Linked DNA regions of Homo sapiens: regions 2 and 3 are each linked to region 1. Evidence: read pairs that join two places in POLR2A ChIA-PET (ENCODE). Cell type or tissue: MCF 10A. All regions are shown on one strand. Each heading gives the region's core, and the rest is flanking DNA. Links, peaks and the distances in the headings are about the cores only. Region 1 overlaps SELENOI (selenoprotein I). Region 2 overlaps HADHB (hydroxyacyl-CoA dehydrogenase trifunctional multienzyme complex subunit beta). Region 3 overlaps HADHB (hydroxyacyl-CoA dehydrogenase trifunctional multienzyme complex subunit beta).

Region 1 (6,272 bases), core at 911-4,910:
GTTTGAGACCAGCCTGGGCTATAAAAGGTTTTTTTTGTTTTGTTTTTGTCTTCTTTTGAGACGGAGTCTCACTCTGTCACCAGGCTGGAGTACAGTGGCAGCGATCTCGGCTCACTGCAACCTCCGCCTCCCAGGTTCAAGCGATTCTCCTGCCTCAGCCTCACAGATGTGCACCCCATAGCCTGGCTAAATTTTGTATTTTTAGTAGAGATGGGGTTTCACCATGTTGGCCAGGCTTGTCTTGAACTCCTGACCTCAAGAGATCCTCCCGTCTTGGGCTCTCAAAGTGCTGGGATTGCAGGCGTGAGCCACTGCGCCCCACTGAGACTGGGTAATTTATAAAGAAAAACAGGTTTAATGGACTCACAGTTCCATGTGGCTGAGGAGGCCTCACAATCATAGTGGAAGGCGAAAGGCATGTCTTACTTGGCGACAGGCAAAGAGAATGAGAGCCAAGCAAAAGGGGTTTCCTCTTATAAAACCATCAGATCTCATGAGACTTATTTACTACCACAAAAACAGTATGGAGGAAACCGCCCCCATGGTTCAATTTCTCCGAATGGGTCCCTCCCACAATTCGTGGGAATTATGGGAGCTACAATTCAAGGTGAGATTTGGGTGGGGGCACAGCCAAAGCATATCAGCAACAAAGCAAGACACTGCTCCCCACACCCCTTAAAAAATAACCACATGTACACAATTTGTGATAAATACTACAAAGGGAATTATCCGAGTATTATGTAAGAAGAGGACAAGGGGACAGAAACACAGGGAAGAAGGCCATATGAAGAGGGAGGGCAAGCTTGGAGTTACGCTGCCACAGGCCCAGGCAGGCCAGGAGCTACTGGAAGCTGAAATAGAGGCAAGGAAGGATTCTCGCCTAGAGCTTTTGGAGGGTGTGTGGCTCTGCCAATACCTTGTTTTTCTACACTTCTAGCCTCCGTAACTATGAGAGAATTAAAATTCTGTTGTTTAAAGCCACTCAGTGTGTGGTAATTTTTATGGCAGCCTTAGGAGGCTAGTAAAGATGGTAACCAGCTCCCAAAAAAGAAGAGAACAAGTGGAGCAGGAAGTGTGCCTAGTCAGAGTGGTCAGAGGCAGCTTCTAGAAGGCGACATTTAAGCTGAGTCCTAGATGAGAAGGCAGTCAGGTAAAGAATGTATGAGACACAGTAGTGAGTGGAAGGCTAAAGACAATGTGCTTTCATAGATTCCACTTATATGAAGTTCAAAAACAGAATTGATTTATGGCAAAAGAAGTCCTAACAGTAGTTTGGTGAGAGGGACTGATGGGGACCTTCTGAGGCACTAGAAATAATTCTGTATCTTGAGCTGGGTGGTGGTTACATGGGTATATACACATGTAATAAAGCAGTAAATTATACACTTAAGATCTTAATGTATTACAGTATTTATATGTAATTTTTACCTAAAAAGGAAAAGAGAGAGAAAACGAAAGACTGTATGACTCACGTGTGTGTGTGTGTGGAGGTAGGGATGTAATACATGCCAAGAAACACCTTCAAGGCAGGAGAACAATAACATGTACAAAGACCACCAACAGAAGTATCAGAAATGCTGAAGGAAGGCCAATGGAGCTCCAGCATCATAAAGAAGGGTGATATAAAATGAGACTGGAAAGGTGGGCAGACATCACCTGGCAGGACCACAGGGAGTTGGATTTTATTCTAAGAACAAAAAATGGTCCTTAAGAGGACCATTCTGAACATGATGTAGAAAATGGACTTGAAGGGGGTAAAGTACAAACTAGAGACCAGTTAGAAACTATTATAGTTTATCAGGCAAGTGACAATTATGGGTTTAGTCTAGGAGCAGTACAATGACTTGTAAAATACTTTCTAAATATGCTGTGAAGTGTCCATTTTTGAGAAGATTAGAAATGAGTCCCCCTTAATTTAAGAAGGAAATTGGCTCTAACATAAGGAAAACTATGAAAACACCTTCTTGGACCTAAAAGTATGTCCTTTATACATGTATTTAAATCCCTTCTATGTACCAATAAGAAAACTGAACTGACACATCTTTGCACTAAATACTGAGCTCTGGACAACTTAGTAATCACACTGAGTCCACTGCCCCAAGTAATGCTCTACTATCTATTAACCAGGCATGGTAGTACACGCCTGTAGTCCCAGCTACTCAGGAGGCTGAAGTGGGAGGATCACCTGAACCCAGGAGTTTGAGGCTGCAATGAGCTATGACATGTCACTGTACTTCAGCCTGGGCAACAGAGGGAGATCTTATTTCTAATTAAAACAAAACATCGCTAAACTTAAAATACAAAAAAAGTAGGGGGAAGGATAATTAACCCTAGGACAGAAATAAAAAGTTTTTTAATGTACTTTTAATCAATACAAGACTTGAGGCCAGGAATGCTGGCTCACCCAGGCAAGGTGGCTCACGCCAATAATGCCAGCACTTTGGGAGGCTGAGATAGGCAGATAGCTTGAACCCAGAGCTTCAAGACCAGCCTGGGAAACACAGAGAAACCCCATTTCTACAAAATAATACAAAAATGAGCCAGGTGTGGTGGCGTATGACTGTAGTCCAGCTACTTGAGAGGTTGAAGTGGGAGGATCACCTGAGCCTGGGGAGGTTGAGGCTACAGTGAGCCGTGATAGTGCCACTGCACTCCAGCCTAAGCAACAGAGCGAGACACTCTCTCAAAAAAAAAAAAAGGGAGAGAGAGAGAGAGACTTGAAGAACTACGCCCACAGAGAACATGACTCATTGAGCAAGGAGATCTAATTTCAGTGAATACCGTCGTTTACATCTAACAAGTCGGAGAGAGGAGGGTGGCAATAGGAGACTGGAGAATTAGAGCAATGAGACAAATACAAGCAAGTCATGATGACAAACAGGTTTGCTTGCTAGACTTTAAGTAAGCTCTAACAAGATGAGAAGATATGGCAAAAGGAGGCGTCATTTAGTGAATGAACTTGAAATCTTTGCTGAGGAATTTGGATATCAAACACATGGAAGCCACTGCTGACTCTTAAATAGGGTGCAGTATTTGAGAAAAATTATTTATTGTCTCTGTGCTATTACATATAATTATTCTTTTCAGAAGAAATCTGAAGCCAAAGACTATCTGGGGGACCCAAGCTAGACAGACTCCTTATTACTCTTTCCAGCTGTCCATTACGTTGCCACCCTTCACTTCCTATCTGAAAATAGTTTCTCTTGGTATAACCACCAGGGATGTGTATAAGTGTGGATATATTATATGCTAGCCAATGTTCATTTGTGCAGGGAATCACAAATGTCAAGTTTTATTTATTTACTCAGCACTTATACAGCACTATGTGCCAGGCACTTTATAAATTTTAACTCATTCAGTTTTCAGAATTATCCTATGGGGTAGGTACTACTCCATTTCACAGATGAGGAAACCTGGTTAGATTAAGTTACCTGCTAAGTATCACACAGCTGGTATGTGGAAACTTTTTAACGTAATATTAGTCCAAAAGCTAATTATTTAATCAAAAGCCTTTTATCTCAAATAGAGCTAATCATAAATGAAATGGTCTTTATGCTCAACTAAATGCAAGACTAGTAAATTCAGGCCCGCTTGCCCCTACTAATAATTTTAAACCAGGGAAAGAGTAAACAAAATCAGGTTTTTTCCACTACATTTTCCCCATCTGCGTACATTAGATACACATCCAATTAAGCATGCCATTGAAGGTCTTTATTCTAATGTTTATATATCTTACACAAAAACAGCCAGTACCGCCAGGCGCGGTGGCTCACATCTGTAATCCCAGCACTTTGGAAGGCCAAGGCGGGCGAATCATGAAGTCAGGAGATCAAGACCATCCTAGCTAACACGGTGAAACCCCGTCTCTACTAAAAAAAAAAAACAAAAAATTAGCCGGGCGTGGTGGCGGCCGCCTGTAGTCCCAGCTAATCGGGAGGCTGAAGAAGGAGAATAGCGTGAACCCAGGAGGCGGAGCTTGCAGTGAGCCGAGATCGCACCACTGCACTCCAGCCTGGGCGACAGAGCGAGAGTCTCGAAAAAACAAAAACAAAACAAAAAAACAAAAACAAACAGCCAGTACCTACAAGGCAGAGTTTATATTTCACTCTTAGTTTTGAGAGGCAGAATAGCAGGAAGAACATGGACTCCAGACTGATTGCCTGAGTTCAAATCTCAGCTCCACCACTTACGAGCTGTGGGACCCTGAGCAAATTACTTAAATTTTCAGTGTCTCGGTGAAACAGGGAAAATAGTACCTCTTTCTCAGATGGCAGTTGTGAATATTAAATGAGATAATACACATAAAGCACTTAAAGCAGTGCCTGGCACAGAGTATACAATATATAAATGTTTGCTATCATTATTATTGTTATTCAGTATTTATGATGATAATGCTTTCCCTCACTGAGCTCCCAAGGCTCGGCCTGGTCACTTACACACCCGCCACTTCCTTGTGCTTCTAACATACCAGGGTCTTTCCAGTCTCTGTGCCTTGGTTCCCACGGGTGTCTTTGAATGGCACACCTTTCCCCGAGTTTCCCGTATGCAGTAGGCAAACTCTTATTTAGCAAAGAATTTCTTAATATTTAAGCACTACAGCAGTTAGAGAAACAAGCCATCATCAGTGAACTGTTATTTCAGAAGGCAGTAAAAGATCCAATTCAAGATGTTTCCTCCAAATAGCACCTAAAAATGTAGTAGCCATCTTCTTACCACTAAATCTCTCCCCTTCTGCAGTTTTCCACCCATCCTTCTTGTCTCTGCCAACTGCAGAAATAATTCTTTCTGCCAGACATATATAAATCACTATCTAAGACAACTAGAATACATTTCAAGCCTTATTAATGTACTTACAGGGAACAGAGGGCAGTTCCCCAAATCTAGTCAAGGTGACAAAGGTACAATTAAAGATAAGTTATGCTTCAATTAACTGTAATGGATCCAGGCAATGCCATAATTAACATATTGTATTGTAGTCAGCTTGTAGTCATAATAAATGAAAATCAAAATATCAAGAATTTCTCATGTTCTATTGAGGCTCTAAAAGGAAAAGTGTTCGTATCTTTGAAATTTTTACAGAAATGTCCTCTAATAGAGGACAACTCATTCACAAATGAGATTTCTTTACAAGTTTTCTTTGTTTTAATTCCAAGTCCATAAGCCACACTTTCATGTGGTCCCATCCAAGAGAAGTGACCTGTGCAAAACACTATTGTATTTTTTTAAAAAATTATATATATAAAACAGTATGCTGTTTCATAAAACCCTGCCTCAGTGACTACCACTTCTATCCACCCAGTCATCCTACCAGAACCTGAGTCATCCTAGACTCCTCCCCGTCTTTTATGTGGCCCTCTACACCACCTCCAGCTAGTCAGTCACCATGTTCTGCCAATCTTGTATCTTCAAATCAAGGATCACAGGGATCTAGCAGGTAAACTGAACAAAGCATTCCTGCATAAAGCATATGCATTGGTAGAGAAGTGGCAAATTAGAGAGCAAATAAAAAGAGGGCAAGCACTATTCAGCATCAGCTGATTCTTGTCAAGAGGAAGTTCAGGGCCAGTATAGTCCAATATTCTGGTTTTTTTTTTTTTTTTCAAGAGAATCCAGAAATCTGGACTTTTATGAGAAAGACACTAATTTTTTTTATTATTATTGAGATGAAGTCTCGCTCTGTCTCCCATGCTGGAGTGCAGTGGCACGATCTTGGCTCACTGCAACCTCCACCTCCCAGATTCAAGCGATTCTCCTGCCTCAGCCTCCCAAGTAGTTGGGATTACAGGCACACACCACCATGCCCAGCTAATTTTTGTATTTTTAGTAGAGACAGGGTTTCACCATCTTGGCCAGGGTGGTCTCGAACTCCTGACCTCGTGATCCACCTGCCTCGGCCTCCCAAAGTAACTGAGATTACAGGCGTGAGCCACCGCACCCGGCTAGAGATACTAATTTTTGAAAGAAAGCAAGTGTGGGCCAAATTAAACATAACTGTTGGCTAAATTCAGTGTGCAGGTCAACCTGTTTTGACGTCTATCTTTAGAATCCCCACTCCTTCCTTTTTATCCCCACCCCTTAGTTCAGGCCTTTGACATTTCTTAACTTAGTTTTATGCAGAAGCATCCTAAAAGGCCTCCAGAGCACCTCTATCTCTCTCCATCTTCTACACGCTGCCAGAGTGAGCTTCCTAAAATTGAAATGTGATCCTGTCTAGATTTCAATTTTAAACAGTGGCTCCCCAAAACCTATAGCACTATAATGTGCCTAAGAAC
Region 2 (4,934 bases), core at 97-4,096, 79 kb after region 1:
ATCAAGTCCAAGACAAGCAGAGGATCTCTAAAGAGGATCTCTAAAGAGGGCTCACAAATTAAAGTTTTCTAACCACTATCTTTTTTTTCCATCTTGAGCAAGTAATTAACCCTTTCCTGTAACTACAGAATCTACACCTATTACAGCATAGCAGAGTCCACACTGCCATACCTAATTCTAAATCTCTGCAGTGGGATGCCCTGCAAACACAAGCCTTACCTCAGGTGCTAGGAAATTAAATCGGAATTTAGAGATTAAAGACAGTCGCTGGCCCATAGATTTGGCCTTATTGAGATCAAGCATCAGTTTTCTCATTTTCCTTGAGTGACGAATAGGGACATCGGACATCAACTCAACACCACCTGCCACGATCACATCACACTGGCCAGAAGCAATCAAGCCAACACCTACAGGGCACAGGTTATACTTCATGAATATCTTTTACAGAAAATAACATACCATTCCAATTTAAGCTTCTTGATTAAAAAGCTGAATGACAGTTATCAGCTTTGTACAACATCTGTAATTAAAGTTTTCAACTTTTCAGAAGAATTAAGGTAATTTTCTTAAATGACTAAAAACACATTCAACACGTTAGAGAAAAACAAGTTTCATTCCTGCCATATGGACGTCAACTTCTAGGAATATCCATTGGACCAACTCTTGAACAAATCATATTCCAAACCAGAACATCTTGCATATTTATATGCTCCCAGCTTTAGTTTTAATAAAGATTTTTTATCCTATAAAGAGAATGTTAACTTCTGCTGCAAAGCAGAGAAATTACAGCTGTTGAAACGTAAGGCAGGCCCCCTCTCTCCTTATGGCCACTGGCCAGTATTCTGTTTCTCTAACCAGGAGTTGGTCACATGCTGCCTAGAGTGGCGAACGCCCCCAGTCACGGGCATCATTCCCCGCCACACATGAGGTGGGGTGCCCACCTGGGCCTTGATGTTACTAGATGAGCACATGATTACTAAATCTTTCAGGCTTCCTTGCCTCCTCACACTAAGAGCTGATGCTACAAAATATCCCACAGTTTTGCTAAAGTTTGTTAGTGGGGTTTTCAGTGATTTATAAAAATGACAAGGATGTAAGGAGAAAGTGAAGGAAAGAGCTGTGCCATCTAAAGCAATGATTTACAAGTATGGTAGTGGTGAAGGAAGGAAGACCATATCTTTGTGGGAAAATATCATATCTGAAGCACCTAGGTTGAAAGCCTGGCAGGTTGTAAACTATTTACTCATGCCTCAGATGCTGAAGTACCTTCCTAGAGATACACTCCTCCAGTTGATAATCCCTGCTGCAGCCAGCCACATTATTCACAGAGGAACCACGCCAATGGTAATGTTCCTCAGGTATGGAGAGCAAAAAAAGAGGTTAACTACGGTTAGAACCCCCAAATTTTAAACCTGACCTTACTTTTTAAAAAACACAAGTATAGAGATCTGTGCTAATCTTTTACTTCTGTTAAGAGTACTTTTTGGGATGAGCATGGTGGCTCACGCCTGTAATCCCAGCACTTTGGAGGCTGAGGTAGAAGGATCACTTGAGGCCAGAGGTTTAAGACCAGCCTGGGCAACATGGCGAGATCCCGTCTCCACAAAAAATTTAAAAATTAGCTGGGTGTGGTGGAGCACCTGTAGACCCAGCTACTTGGGATCCTAAGGCAGGATGATCTCTTGAGCTCAAGAGTTTGAGCCTGCAGTGAGCTATGATGGTACCACTGCACTCCAGCCTGAGTGACAGAGTGAGGTTCTGTGTTAAAAAAAAAAAAAAAAAAAAAAGTACATTTTTATAATCAAGTAAAAGACAAAGGAGAATAATTAACATGTACTGTCTGTTTCCATTTAAACATACCTGTGGTCATGGCTTGGTTGGCAGAGATACAAGCCATGGTGACAGTGTGAGCAGGAGTCTTGTCAGAGAAGCCAGCTCCAAGGGCAGCCTTTAGGAAATAGAGTGAATGAAATGATCACTATAAGGGAAGGGCATCATGTAAATGATGCTTTGAGCACTAATCTTCATAGTCATCTGGAAACGGTTTCAGTTTAACATTCTCCAGAGCAATATTTAAAATCAAATGAAGTCCATCACAGAAATGGTTCACTAATATTTAATCTTGCCATTAATTGACAGGTATATGCAAAATTCCTGCTGGCTGGTTTCTAGTGCAGACACGAGGCTATGATACTCTCCTAACTCACCTAATTTCTTATCGATGTTTTGCTCAGGGCCTTCAAGAATATCAATATATAATTTGATTTTAACTTGTTTAATGTTCAAATATACTTAAAAGAACCTATTAAAGACAGTTGCTGGAATGATGATGAAATATATTATGGGGTGGAGTCCTCACTATCTGTGTTATCAGGTCTCATGATCAGTCACAAAGCTTAGCAGCAAAGCAAAAGTGATTAAACATGAAAATGATTTCTAAAGAACTGACCCTTCATAAACAGAGTTCCCACTCAAGACCCTGTCTGCTTTACACCTATCTTTCTGCTCACTGCCAGCTGGTTTCTCTTACTGACCGTCTGATACTTCAGATAGCACACTGCAGACCCAATGCAAAGATGAACTGGAAAACTTGCCAACTATACAGAAGCTCAACTCAATGAAAGAAACTGGAGAATTGCCTGAGTTACAAGTGAGTCTGTGAACAAATAAGGGTCAGACCAACTAACAAGTGGCCAGGATGATGGCATAATACGTGATACAAAGAGAATAATTTGTCATCTGAGCGGCTTTAAGAAAAACTGAGGTCATTATTAATCTTTTAAAAATGGCCTCTATTATAATGGCACAGTGAAAGTCAAACATGAAATGAGCACATCTATAATTTTATTATACTATTTATTGGGGGAAATTATGCTGTCAAAAACCAATCAACGTCTGATTCCATTTTTGTTTATGTAAATAATTAATGCACAGGTGCAATTATAAAATACTTATTTTTATAATATTAAAGTTTTACTTTAGAAATAAAGCTTCCAGATTTCCTCCCACATACACACCCACACAATATTTACTATGAAATACTGGATCCCATTATAGGGAATTCATTTTTAGTATTCTTTCCCTGAAACTATTAATTATCCTCAGAACACACTCTCCTATAATTTAGTAAAATAAATGTTTCCAAAGTCTCAATTAGAAATTCAATGTCTCTTAACTGATTTTTACCTTTATACTTACTTACTTTTATGCTATTTACCATAATCTATAGAAACAGAAATGTGTTAGTGATGTAACTGCAACATGACCTCATTCTGGTCTTTCCAGGTAGGCCTGATACTAAATGCCCAACCTGCTTTGTTGAGAACTTCTGCCAGGCACCTGTGCATCAGCCTCTCAACGTAAACCAATCCGAAAGGAAGAGAGACGCAAGTATCTCAGGGGGGCAGGAGGGAAGAGCTCTGCAAAGGGCAAGTGTAAAAGGGGCACTTAGGTTGCAATGGCTCGATTCTCACAAGGGCCTTTCTAATTTGTGTTGCCCTTGGCCCTAGATGACTCTCAGGACGGAAGGAGCTTTAAATAGAGGTGGCTATTGGTGACCCTTGTCCACACACTTCTATTGAAATTTGAATAGCTCTCAGGGCACTAAGGGAAAAGGAGGAAGATGTCTTTAAGCTGGAGAACAGGGAAATATGCTGAACCTTTCAACAAAGTCAGGTTCATGAACACCAGGAGCCTTTTAGGACTGTATATTAACATTATTAATACAGGCAATAGGGCCTAAGAAACTCTTTGGCTGAAAATTATGTTAGCTTTTAGGTTGCAAGGACTGTATATTAACATTATTAATACAGGCAATAGGGCCTAAGAAATTCTTTGGCTGGAAATTATGTTAGCTTTTAGGTTGCAATACAGCTTTAGAGTGACATTCTCATAATGTATCCCCCTCAACCCAATCTCTCCCTGCAGATGCTGCAAAAATTACCTGGAGCACAACATAACTGGTATTAGTACAGGGCAGGCAGAGGGAATCTACCTCCTGTCAATCAATAGCTGAGATCTGCAAATGGATGTAAAATTTCCAGGAAAAATTTCAGAGGAAAACATTATGGCTTTAGTTTTAGGAAAAAAAGAACTGAATTACAGAGAAAATGGAAACATTTATTTTTATTTATTTATTTTTTTATTTTTTGAGGAGGAGGAGAAGGAAGAAAGGATGGGATAAAAAGCTGAGCAAGAGGAGAAAACAGCAAAAAAATTTACTATTTACATCTTAAGTGCTCTTATAAAAGTAATAGGTTATTTTCAGAATATAAAAGTTGAAAATGTATTATGAGCAGCTTGATGTACTCATGAAATTATCATATTTGAAACATTCAGAAATGTCAAGGTTCAAGGAAAAACAAAAAATTTCAGAAGGGAAATAAAATCTCTTCCTATTGTTAATTCCTTCCTGCCCCTCAACAGCACACAGTTAGTTTCGTAGGCTTCAGTCATGCCAGGCCTTTGGCAGTTCTAACATTTCTGCCAGGTACAGAGGTGGAACAGAACAAATACTTTCAGTCCTGCTCATGTGCCCTTGTCTCTCAGTTGACAGTGATACTGAACCCAACAATATGGCAAGCACAGACCAGAACTAGGGAAAATACTGAGTACAATGAAATGTGCTTTTGGTGCCAACTTCATCCAATCGATTTTAAATGAAAACACAGCCCAGAAGACGTGTTTGGATTTGCCTGTAGGACACATCCTAGAAGTTCCAAGGCCTGTCATTATCTTGGTTGCCCAATCGACACTACATGGAGCTATGCCAACTAGGGCAAAAGTAAACTCCTGTGAAATAGTTTTTAAAAAGCCAAGCTGCCTTACGTGCCATCTAGTTGATGGGAACAAATGAGTAAGCAAGGCTACTTCCAGCTAACAAAAGTCAAGTTATGAAATTAGTTCTCTGCAACATGTTGAAATTTTAAATTAAT
Region 3 (6,272 bases), core at 899-4,898, 85 kb after region 1:
AACATAAAGTTTGTTTTACTCACCTCTCTAGCCACATTGCTTGTTTTCACTTCCTGAATAACTGTACCAAAGATGATATAATCAACTACTTCCTTAGGGACACTGGTCCGATGCAACAAACCCCTGGAAGTAGAAATCCAAAGCAAAGAAACATTTCACACATCAAGGCAGTGCCAGAGATCATCACACAAAACACTGCGCTCCTTGAAAAAGGTTAGCCTTGAATTTAAAAGGACAGAGACTGTATCTTTTCTTTAATTTGACAAGCATTTGGCACCTTCTCAAAGAAGAAATGAATGAAAGAGTGATTTTAAAAGTCAACATTTGATGCTGAATTGGTAATGAGAAGTTAGAGAATAAAAAATAATTTGGAATAGAATAAAATAGATAAGAAACCTATAAATTAATGTTAATTAATGTTAGTAGAAACCAAAGTTTGCAGTGAAAAAGAGAGACAAATATTCAATCAAAGAGATAAAGCAAAGTCTCCCTTAAGACTATTAAAAAAAATTAAAAAAAAAGAAGTCCTGGGTATGTTAAATTTTAGTTTGAAATATCAGTATCAACAAATGATTGAAATAATACATATATTCTAGTTGTGCCCATGAATAGAAACTAGACACAATAACACTCCAGTAGGAATGAGCACTCCCTGAACCCAGACTTGGTTTCCTTTTTTTTTTTTTGAGATAAGAATCTTGCCCTTTCACCCAGGCTGGATGGAGTGTACTGGCACAATCTCGGCTCACTGCAACCTCCACCTCCTGGGTTTAAGTGGTTCTCTCACCTCAGCCTCCTGAGTAGCTGGGGCTACAAGCGCCTGCCATGATGCCTGGCTTATTTTTGTATTTTTAGTAGAAACAGGGTTCACCATGTTAGCCAGGCTGGTCTCGGACTCCTGACTGCAAGTGATCCACCAGCCTTGGCCTCCCAAAGTGCTGGGATTATAGGTGTAAGCCACTATACCCGGCCCCAGATTTGGTTTCTAAATGCCATTCCCCATTAAAAGGACAAAAGGTTTTTTAAGAAATGACTGATACCAGGTCCAGAAGAAAGTACAAAGTGAATTTCCATCTTTTTTGTGCCAAAAGTAAGGAAGCACTCAAAGACAAATGGGACCATATCAGCCGGGCACAGTGGTTTAAGCCTGTAATCCTAGCACTTTGGGAGGCCGAGGCAGGCGGATCACTTGAGGACAGGAGTTCGAGACCAGCCTGGCTAACACAGCAAAACCCCGTCTCTACTAAAAATACAAAAAAAATTAGCCAAGACTGGTGGCATGTGCCTGTAATTCCAGCTACTCGGAAGGCTGAGGCAGGAGAATTGCTTGAACCTGGGAGGCGGAGGCTGCAGTGAGCCGAGATCGTGCCACTGCACTCCAATTTGCGCAACAAGAGCGAAACTCTGTGTCAAAAAAAAAAAAAAAAGACAAATGGGACCATATCAAAAACAGGAACACGGGGTATATACATTTGTCAAAACTCATCAAACTATACACTTAAAATCTGTGCACTTTATTGCATGCAAATTATATATCAACAACCAGCATTATACTAAAAAACAAAAGGCACACAGGAGCCAACTTGAAGGAGTGCCAGATAAAATGTGGAATAAGCTGAGCTTCAAAATGAGTAATGACTAAACTTGGCTACAATGAAATAAATAAATAAAAATCTGTAAAATCTGTAGTTTTTTATCAATTAAAAAAACTAAAAAGAGGGTTAGAAACATTGGCTTACGCCTATAGTCCCAGTTACCTGGGAGGCTTCGAGGTTGCAGTGAGCTATGATCAAGCAACTGCACTCCAGCCTTGGACAGAGTGAGACTCCATACAGAAAAAAATAAATTAAAAATTTAAAAAAAATTTTTTTTTTGAGACAAAGTCTTGCTCGATTGCCCTGCCTGGAGTCTAGTAGTGGAATCATAGCTCACTGCAACCTTCAACTCCTGAGCTGAATTCTCTTGGTTGGCTAATTTTTAAAATTTTTTTTTGTAGAGATGGAGTCTTACTATGTTGCTTAGGCTGGTCTCAAACTCCTGGGCTCAAAAGATCCTCCTACCTTGATCCTCCTGCCTTGGTTTCCTAAAGTGCTGGGATTATAGGTGTAAGACACCATGCCTAGCTAGTAGATGAGATTTTTAAAGGAAAATATGCATACAGAGAAATGCAAAGCTCTAAGGAATGAAACTTGCAAAACACCTTTCAAAAAGAGAAAGAGGGAGAGATCCAGTTGTGTGTGTGTGTGGTTTTTTATTTTTATTTTTTGAGACGGAGTTTTGCTCTTGTTGCCCAGGCTGGAGTGCAATGGCGTGATCTCGGCTCACTGCAACCTCTGCCTCCCAGGTTCAAGGGATTCTCCTGCCTCAGCCTTCCAAGTAGCTGGCATTACAGGCATGTGCTACTACGCCCAGCTAATTTTGTATTTTTAGTAGAGATGGGGTTTCTCCATGTTGGTCAGGCTGGTCTTGAACTCCCGACCTCAGGTGATCTGCCCACCTCAGCCTCCCAAAGTGCTGGGATTACAGGAGTGAGCCACCGTGCTTGGCCCAGTTTTTTTTTTTTAAGCTAGAGAAGAATCGGCCGGGCGCAGTGGCTCACACCTGTAAGCCCAGCACTTTGGGAGGCCGAGGAGGGCGGATCACGAGGTCAGGAGATCGACACCATCCTGGCTAACACAGTGAAACCCCGTCTCTACTAAAAATACAAAAAAAAAAAAGAAAAAAAAAATTAGCCGGGCATGGTGGCAGGCGCCTGTAGTCCCAGGTACTCGGGAGGCTGAGGCAGGAGAATGGCGTGAACCCGGCAGGCAGAGCTTGCAGTGAGCCGAAATCACGCCACTGCACTCCAGCCTGGGTGACAGAGCGAGACTCCGTCTCAAAAAAAAAAAAAAAAAAGCTACAGAAGAATCAGTCAGGATACAGAAGAAAAAGAAAAATCATAAAGGCATATTACTAAGAAGTCAACAGAAGAGAGGTGATTATAGCTTACAGTGTCAAGTGCTATAAAGTACAGAGACAGAGGACTGAGAAAGGATCAGTACATTGAGCAATCATAAAACCATTATTAAGAGAAGATTCTAAAGTATGGTTTCTGTAAAACAAAGGGAAAATGGAAATAATGATTATACAATTAGACAGAGGAAACTAATAATAAGGAAACAGAAACAACTGCTCTTTCACTCATGCTTGAGGTATTGCAGGAAGAAAAAAAAAACAAACATAGAGTTAGAATGGACAGAAAGGTCAACTGAAGGGTTTCTCCAAACTAAGAAAGAACTGTGGCTGGTTGAAGACACAAAGGCAAAGTGTCAGTGGAAAATGAAGAGATAATGCCTTACATGTTATGAAACAGCAACACATTTAATGATTCTCAACCAAATTATTCATCCAGCCTAATCTTATTTAACTACATCTAATTTTACATTTTTACTTGGTTTGCACATGAATCTTCAGGTGTCTTTTAGGCTTCTTTCTAGGTAAATATCTACATAATCTGTTCAGCTACCCTTATACAAGTTCCTAAGGCAATCATCAAATATATGTATTGTGTTTAGGCTGATCAATCGAGTCCTGTGGCTAGCTAAGGTAGCATTAAAGTATACTGTCAGGCTAAGACACTGTTAGGCCTGCAAAATAAAGATTGACAATATTCATAAGCTGCTTAAATTTGTATAGTACAGATGGCTAAAATAAGAACAAATTGCTATTTTATGTGTAAAAACTGGAGAAAGTGCCTTTAATGAAATAAGAACGGAAATGAAACTGCATTTACTTACGTAAGCGCTGCTCTAGCCAAATCATGTGGCATCAGGTCTTTATATCTGGGGAACGAAAACCAGTAATTTAAACCAAAACCCTAGAGCTTCAATGAAAAATTTTCATTCTATTTGAAATACCCAGAGATCATCAAACACATGCTGCTACAAACACACTTAACTTTACTATCCAAGGCAGTCCATCATTTCAAATGAAGAAATAGTGTGACTTCGCTATTTGTCATCCTTAAAAGTCTAGCAAGCCTTAACTCCTCCTGAGCTTGCTAAGAATCGAACAAAAATGTTGTCCAACACCTTAATGTTCAGTATAACATATGCTAAATTTTCTTTAAAGTGAAGCCCCACCTTTGAGGTCTCTTTTCCTTTAAACATTTTATTTTAAAAGTATATTATTTATTTATTTTGTAATGCCTACAGGGCTACAGGTGATGTATTAGGACTTTTGAAGAAACTTTTTGCTTTTAAGTAACTTGAGATTTACCAAAGAATTGGAAAGAGGCCAAGCATGGTGGCTCACACCTAGAATCCCAACATTTTGGGAGGCTGAGGTGATATGACTACTTGAGGCCAGGAGTTCAAGACCAGCCTGGGTAACAGAGCAAGCAAGACCTTGTCTCTTACAAAAAATATTAAAAATTAGCCAGGCGTGGTGGCATGGATCTGTAGTCCTAGCTACTTGGGAGGCTGAGGTGAGAAGACTGCTTAAGGCCATGAATTTGAGGCTGCTAGGATCACACCACTGCACTCCAGTCTGGGCAGCAGAGCAAGACCCTGTGTAAATACATAAATAAGAATTGGAAAAAGAGAGCAGAGTTCCTCTTTCCCCCTGCTGTTTTTTTTTTTTTTTTAAGACGGAGGTTCGCTCTTGTTGCCCAGGCTGAAGTGCAATGGCGCAATCTCAGCTCACTGCAACCTCCACCTCCAGGGTTCAAGCAATTCTCCTGCCTCAGCTTCCCGAATAGCTGGGATTACGGGCACCCACCACCACGCCCAGCTGATTTTTTTGTATTTTTAGTAGAGATGGGATTTCACCATGTTGGCCACGCTGGTCCTGAACTCCTGACCTCAGGTGATTTGCCCGCCTTGGCCTCCCAAAGTGCTGGGATTACAGACGTGAGTCACCGCGCCCAGCCTTCCCCTGCTTTTTCTAATACTGACATCTTACATAACCATGATATACTTATTAAAACTAAGAAATGAACATTGGCACAATACTATTCACTAAGCTACTACCTATCTGAGTCTCACCAGTTGTTCCACTAATGTCCTTTTTCTGTTCCAAGATTCAATCCAAGATACCATGTTGCATTTAGTTGTCATGCCTCCTCAGTCTCCTCCAATTTGTGACAGTTTCTCAGTCTTCCTTGTCTTTCATGACCTTGACACTTTTGAAGACTGGGGTTATGGATTTAGGGGAAGAATATCACAGAGGTAAACTGTATTTCTCTTAGCTTCGTATCAGGGGGCACATGATATCAACATGACTTACTACCAGTGATGTTAAAGTGATGATTTGGGTCAAGTGATGTCTGCCAGTTTACTCCACTATAAAGTTACTATTTTTTCCTTTCTTATCTCAATTTGTTAGAAGTGAGTCACTAAGTCTAGCCCACATTCTGAGGGGAGAATTAAGTTCCACCTTCCAGTGGCAGGAATAACACAGACTTTGCGGACGTATGTCGAAATCATCATAGTAATTGATAAATATTTTGGGGGAGATTCTCTGAGACTATGCAAATATTCTGTTTCTTCTTAGCATTTCACCTAATTTTAGCATTCATTTGTAGATCTCGCAGCAAGTATTATGTGGTATTCTAATGGTTATTTTTCTCATTCTTTATTTATTTTTATTTTTTGAGATAGGGTCTCACTCTGTCACTCAGACTGGAATGCAGTGGTGCAATCACAGGTCACTGCAGCCTCAAACTCATGGGCTCAAGCAATCTTCCCACTTCGGCCTCCCTTGTAGGTAGGACTACCGGTGTCTGCTACCACACCCAGCTAATTTTTCATTTTTAGTTTTTGCAGAGATGGAGTCTCACTTTGTCCATGCCGGTCTCGAACTCCTGGCCTCAAGCAATCCTCCTACCTCAGCCTCCCAAAGTGCTGGGATTACATGTGTGAACCACTGTACACAGTCCTCCTATATTTATTAATCAAAATTCTTCTGTAAGGAAGACTTGTTCATTCTTTCTCATTTATTTACTCTTTTTTTTTTTTTTTTTTGAGACAGAGTCTCACTCTGTTGCCCAGGCTGGAGTGCAGTGGCACGATGTCGGCTCACCGCAACCTCTGCCTCCCGGGTTCAATCGATTCTCCTGCCTCAGCCTCCTGAGTAGCTGGGATTATAGGCGCCTGCCACCAAATCCAGCTAATTTTTGTATTTTTAGTAGAGAAGGGGTTTCACCATGTTGGCCAGGCTGGTCTCGAACTCCTGACCTCAAGCGATCCATTCACCTTGGCCTCCCAATGTGTATTTATTTATTCACTTATTTA

Evidence for each region. Peaks named below come from ENCODE experiments on the same cell type or tissue, not always from the same donor. Only the 100,000 strongest peaks of a DNase experiment are listed, where the experiment ranks them.
Region 2: POLR2A ChIA-PET joins it to region 1 with 5 read pairs; 4 of 35 experiments call an interaction of 5 or more read pairs at or near these places.
Region 3: POLR2A ChIA-PET joins it to region 1 with 5 read pairs; 4 of 35 experiments call an interaction of 5 or more read pairs at or near these places.

What each region holds. Positions count from the first base shown.
Region 1 is chr2:26,352,172-26,358,443 of GRCh38, reverse strand. The region is part of intron 1 of SELENOI (selenoprotein I); the gene reads right to left. Among named protein-coding and RNA genes, the nearest start is that of ADGRF3, 8.5 kb to the right of the region's middle. In MCF 10A, for the core only: no CTCF peak of the experiment used is centred there; a DNase peak (open chromatin) is centred at 2,773.
Region 2 is chr2:26,274,087-26,279,020 of GRCh38, reverse strand. HADHB (hydroxyacyl-CoA dehydrogenase trifunctional multienzyme complex subunit beta) reads right to left here. Exons shown (of 16, transcript NM_000183.3): 7 at 1,861-1,948; 8 at 220-407. Among named protein-coding and RNA genes, the nearest start is that of HADHB, 32 kb to the right of the region's middle. In MCF 10A, for the core only: no CTCF peak of the experiment used is centred there; no DNase peak of the experiment used is centred there.
Region 3 is chr2:26,267,502-26,273,773 of GRCh38, reverse strand. It overlaps HADHB (hydroxyacyl-CoA dehydrogenase trifunctional multienzyme complex subunit beta), which reads right to left. Exons shown (of 16, transcript NM_000183.3): 5 at 3,777-3,821; 6 at 24-123. Among named protein-coding and RNA genes, the nearest start is that of HADHB, 26 kb to the right of the region's middle. In MCF 10A, for the core only: no CTCF peak of the experiment used is centred there; a DNase peak (open chromatin) is centred at 4,893.